Linked DNA regions of Homo sapiens: region 1 is linked to region 2. Evidence: chromatin loops called from intact Hi-C (ENCODE). Cell type or tissue: PC-9. All regions are shown on one strand. Links, peaks and the distances in the headings refer to the core of each region. The heading gives the core; the rest is flanking DNA.

Region 1 (2,917 bases), core at 107-2,606, 190 kb before region 2:
GTATCTGTCAGGTATTATTAAAACCCAGAAGAAGAGCAAACCTTGGATATAATTCACTCAATGTGGGAAGGCTTCCAAGAGAAAGACATTGAGCTGTTCTTGAAAGACAAACAGAATTTAGTCTGATTTCCATTTGGTGACTGAGGCAAAAAGAAAGTCTGATATGTTCGGGCAACTTCTTGTAAGTAGCCTAGCGTGAGTAGAGCATAGTTCATGTAGGGGAATCTGGTGAGGGTTCAGGCTAGAAGGTAGGACAGAAGCCAGATCATAAACATGTGTGTGTGTGTGTGTGTGTGTGTGTGTGTGTGTGTGTGAAAACGTAGATGTATGGATGCATGCACGTGTGATTGTGTGTGTGCACATGGGTGTTTGCATGTATGTGTATGGGCCCATAAACTGAAAGCAGGGAGAGGGAAAAGAGACTTAGAGGAGTGCTCCAGAGATTTGCTGAGAACTAGTCTCCACACCCCACACCCTGAGTCCACCCTAGAGAAAAACACTAGCATCCAATAAAAGTCTATTTTTTCTTTTACTTCAATAAAGCTGTCTTCAGCACTTCTCAAACTTTACTGTGCACATAAATCACCTGGGGATCTTGTTAAAATCATATACTGATCCAGCAGGCCTGAGATGGGCCCTGAGATTCTGCATCTCTAACAAGCTGCCAGCTGAGGCCAGTGCTGCTGGTCTGGGGACCACACTTTGAGTAGCAAGAGGCTAGAGCACATCTGTCCTCCTGTAAACAGTAAATAATGATGAGAATCCAGGCCTTGGAACCCAAAGATCTCATTCACTAGTTGTATGATTTGGGAGCAAAACCTCTCACTTTCTGAGGGTATTAATCACCTCATTTATAAACCGATTACTGAACTAGAGATGATCTCCAAGTTGCCTTCCCATTCATTAATTTTAAATTAATTTTTTAAAAATGTAAATAATGAAAGATGAAGTACTGTGGATTTCCAAGGAAGAAGATATGCAGATTAAAAACATAAACTCAGACACAAATGTTTGATTAAACTACTTAAGGCCATACAAGGCATTTTTTTGTTTGTTTGTTTTTTGTTTTTTAGATGCTCTGTCACCCAGGCTGGAGTGTAGTGGCACGATCTCGGCTCACTGCAAGCTCCGCCTCCCGGGTTCACGCCATCCTCCTGCCTCAGCCTCCCTAGTAGCTGGGACTACAGGCGCCCACCACCACGCCCGGCTAATTTTTTGTATTTTTAGTAGAGACGGGGTTTCACCGTGTTAGCCAGGATGGTCTTGATCTCCTGACCTCGTGATCCGCCCACCTCGGCCTCCCAAAGTGCTGGGATTACAGGCGTGACAAGGATCTTTATGACATTGTACACATGGATCAAAATATCACAGGTGCTCCAAAATATGTACGACTATGATAAATGACTTTAAAAAGAATCGAATAATAATAATAAAGATATCCTTAACAAAAAAGTGGCTTCTAACCTACCAGTTTGCAATCTTAGCAATGAACACTGTGCAGTTATGAAATTATTGTCCCTCAGCTCCAAAGCCACCCTCCTAGACCTTACTTGGTCCACAAATCCCGGTCAGTTTTGCCAGCCACTCTCTGCTAGGCTCTGCCAATAGAGGGCGCTAGAGGGAGGCTTCAGGGCTGGGGAAAGAAGAAAGCACCTGTCCTTTCTGTTCCCTGTAGGTTTCAGCCTGACTGCAGCAATTCCTTTCTAGATAGCAGCTGCATCCAATTAGCAGAGGCCACATTGCACTTCATTCTCCTCTCCAACACCAGCAACTGCCAGCCAGGGCCTCTCTTAAGAGAGCTGAGTTGCAGCTTTATGGAACCCCTTTTCAAGATTCTAAGTTATAATCATTCCAATCTCTTTCCTTTATTCTCCAAGCCCTAGGGGAGGTAGCTTCTCCCTGCATTTGCTACCTCAGTGAAACTTTTCAAAAGCGTTTCACCCATCCTGTTAATAATTTTTACATTAAAATCTCTCTTTTCAAGTAACTGGTATGATTTGTCTCCTGACTATCCCATGACTGATCTAGACACCTAGACAAATTGAAAAACTTTACAAGTTAGATGTTGAATCCAACCCCTTAGTTTTACCAGACGAGGAGGCTGAGCCCCAGAAAGGGTCAATAACTTGCCCAGAACCTCAATGCTGGCCGAGGACCTGCTGGCACTGCATTTCTGGTCTCCTGGCTCCAGGCCTTGTGCTTTCACTACTAAACCTCACTGTCCAAGGTCATGGAGGTACCAGAGAGAATAAGAAGAGCTTCTCAAATGCTGTCTTTGAAGTCTAGGAAAAGGAAGAATGAAGGAAAAATGAGCCTATCACCAGGGAAGGGAAATACAAAATTAACAATGTCTCTGGAATGGCTATGTTATTAGACTCATTTAAAATCTGTCTTTAGCAAAAGAAATTTAAAAAATACATTTGGAAAATTAGAGTGCAGTGGAGTTATCAAAAATTACCTTAGTGTGAAGCAGATAAGGAACTAGTTAGAAAGCCAGAAATTCAATCTTCCCTCAATTTCACTCAACAAGCTCGGTGGCATATTAGGGAAATGATCCCTTAATATACTGAGATTTTTGAGGAAATTGAAAACCAGGATTGCTACTTGCAGAGCAAAGGAGGAAGAGGAGAAGAAGGAGGAGGAGGAGGAGGAGGAGGAGGAGGAGGAGGTTGAAAGGAGGAGCGATGTGGTGGAGTGGAAAAGACTTTTAATTGGTGGTAACACAACAAAGGAAATAGAATACCCCTCCTTGGAAGAGGGAGGAGCCTGCAGTGACAGGCACCATGCAAGAAAGAGCCCAGTTCTGAGACTGAGACATCTGGGCCATGGTCCTGGCTCCATGACTACCACAGCATGCCTGTGGGCAGCCCATTCAGCCTCTCTGACCACTATTACATCTTTGTAAAATTCGGTGCCC
Region 2 (2,917 bases), core at 222-2,721:
CAGGCGTGAGCCACTATGCCTGTTCCTTGAAATTGTTTTGATCTCTTCAGAAATCATTTTAAGGAAGCAAAGGCCAGCTCACAATATGCTTTTATATTACCTTATCAATTTTGTTTTGTGCTGATTTAAAAGATAATTTTGTCCCAGCTACTATGGAGGCTGAGGTAGGAGAATTGCTTGAACCTAAGAGGAGGAGTTTGCAGTGAGCCGAGATCGTGCCACTGCACTTCATCCAGCCTGGGTGACAGAGTGAGACTGCAGAAAGAAGGAAAAGAAAGGATAGGGAAGGGAACAGAAGGATAGGGAAGGGAAGGGAAAGATAGGGAAGAGAAGGGGAGGGGAGGGGAGGAGAGGAGAGGGGAAGGAAGAGGAGAAGAGAAAGAAAGGAAAGAAAGAAAGAGAAAGAAAGAAAGAAAGAAAGAAAGAAAGAAAGAAAGAAAGAAAGAAAGAAAGAAGGAAAGGAGGGAGGGAGGGAGAGAGAAAGAGAGAAAGAAAGAAAAAGAAAGAGAAAGAAAGAAAAGAAAGAGAGAGAAAGAAAGGAAGGAAGGAAGAAAGAAAGAATCTTTTAAAATTTGATTCTGGGTCATATATCACTAGAAAAAATAATTTTGATGATTTTTCAATTTTTCCAAAAGCAATACTGATAAAGACCCCACATTATCCCCCTACTTTTTTCTTTCAGTTGAAGCCTCTATTTCCAACCAACTTGCTGGCAGAATAGGGTGGTTTTTTAAATCTTTGTCATGTTTTCCTATATGTAAAACTAATTCATACACTTTGTAAAATACATTAAATTCAGACAATAGAGAAGTGCAAAAGAAAAAACAGGGAAATGGGATCATGTTATACATCTAGTTTGCCAATTTGTTTTCTCGATTAAACCATTTATCTTGGGTATCTCTTCATGCCCCTCCTTCCCATGGCAAACACCCTCAATGCATTTAAAGTCCTGAGATTTGGTTAAAAGGTGAAAGTGGACGAGTGATGTTTACGCCAACATTCCTTCAGCGCTGACAGCTAATTCCAGACCAGGTTTCATGAGTGTGGGCAGAAACATGCAGGTCCAAGGAACTCATCTGGGCAGAGATGTGCCCAGGGAGGTGTGAGTTTTCCAAGCTTTATTCAGAGCTGGTTCCCTACAAGGGCGTCTTTGTGGCAGGAACCTGCACGTGAATACTGCCAGAGAGGAGAATGCGAATTACTTGAGTATGACGGTAGCTGTCTGCATGGAGAGAAATCACTTATCATGGAGCTTCTGGATGTGTCAACTCAAAGCTCAGAGCAATTAAACAAGGAAGTGGGACTGAGTCTCAGACACGGGCGGGTACACCAGGGTGAGGATCCCTCCTGCACACACAATAGGCTTGCAGGTCTGTTTCCATCACAAGCCGTACTTAAATAAAAGTGATCTCTCCACAAGGCTGAGATGGGCTGTAGCAGCTGCTGCCGGATCTCTATATTCCACGCAGGTGCCTGCCTGGTTCCCTAAGATCCCTGGGCATTGTACCGGGAGGATGGCACCCAATGGCAAGATTGCCTGTTTCAACAGTGCCATCGTGTGTTAGGACAAGCAACAACAGCCAAAACTCTGGGACACCCTTGTCTTCCGGTTTTCTCTGCTGGAGGAGACAGCATCCAAGAATCAAGGAATATCCCTGAGGGAGGAGAGACGTTGGAGTTATCACAGAAGAAAGGATAGCAGGGGAAAAATACATTCTCACTACAAATGGTATGGGATAATAAAGTGAGCTAAGTTAAATATTAAGATAAATATGTGTCTCAAGGTGATGAATAATAAGAATAAAACGAGCTATCTTTTGTTATGTGCTCTCTATGACTCAGGCATATGAGATGCTTTGCTCATTGACTCTTCACAGCAGAACCTATTAGGCATTTATTTATTTTCCTTATTTGAGGAAACTGAAGATCAGAAACATTAAGGAACTTGCCCAAGTTCCACTTGCAAAGTCATGGTAAAGTGGCCGCTCAAATGTAAAACTGTCTACTCTCAAATCCAGGTTCTTTTCATGATTCCAGAGAATATGGGGGAAATAAAGGAATGAATGTCCGCAGAAGGGAAGGGTCCCTCATTACACTCTCTGGCCCATGTAGGTGTGGAGGGGTCAGGAAAGATCTGAGATTCCTCAAACCCAAGGATAGCATTCCTACCAATTGAGAATTCCAGGTTCCAACATCACCATCTCCAGCCTAAACCTTACAAAATATCTACTCGTTTTCACCTCCAATTTTTTATTATATGTGTTAAAAAAAAATTATGGCAAAGTGTGTCCATCGAGAATATCCTTCTTGTTAAATGTCACACTGATTTCCTGGGCATAATGCCGATCTTGGTTTAATTGATCTTTGTTAATGAAGACAGAGCCTTGTAAAGTACAGTAGTTACATTAAATTGATGTGACCTATCCATCTGCTACTAGCACAAATGTTTGTGACAATAGAAAGAGTTGTCAGAGAGGAAACATCCCAGGGTTTTATTACCGCAGCTAACAACCCAACATAACTCAATGCAAATAAGTCTCATCCTGCCGTTCTGTCTTACTGCTGCTGACATTTTGGTCCCCAGGAGCTTTGATGGGACTGAGGGTATACTAATCTGGGATGATTTGGTTGCAAGGAAGGAAAACACACTAAACTAGTTAATGGGAAATTGTGGGTTTTCTCTGAAAGAATCTTTTGTCAATTTTCCTCCATGGAAACCTTATGGACTCAGAAAGCACCAGGTGTCCAAAAATTCTGTTACAAAGCAAAATGTTAATTAAATCAGACGTCTCTGTGTAAAAGCTAAGATGTAGCTGACAAAAATCAGCTGTTGGAATTTCCTGATGGAAATCAGCTGTTGGAATTTCCTGATGAAATCAGGAAAGTGGTGAGTGGAGGTGGAAGGAAGAGGAGTGAA

What was found. A loop is a pair of places that touch in the nucleus more often than their neighbours do. Peaks named below come from ENCODE experiments on the same cell type or tissue, not always from the same donor. Only the 100,000 strongest peaks of a DNase experiment are listed, where the experiment ranks them.
Region 1: a loop joins it to region 2, with 13 times the contacts of the local background. A loop is called at or near these places in 3 of 110 quality-filtered maps.

Annotation. Positions count from the first base shown.
Region 1 is chr15:91,246,466-91,249,382 of GRCh38, reverse strand. All of the region lies in intron 2 of SV2B (synaptic vesicle glycoprotein 2B), which reads right to left. Among named protein-coding and RNA genes, the nearest start is that of SV2B, 150 kb to the right of the region's middle. In PC-9, for the core only: CTCF peaks have their summits at 1,399 and 1,602 (motif pointing right); no DNase peak of the experiment used is centred there; H3K27me3 peaks cover 430 bases.
Region 2 is chr15:91,054,674-91,057,590 of GRCh38, reverse strand. No RefSeq gene overlaps it. Among named protein-coding and RNA genes, the nearest start is that of VPS33B-DT, 34 kb to the right of the region's middle. In PC-9, for the core only: CTCF peaks have their summits at 1,353 and 1,560; no DNase peak of the experiment used is centred there; H3K27me3 peaks cover 2,500 bases.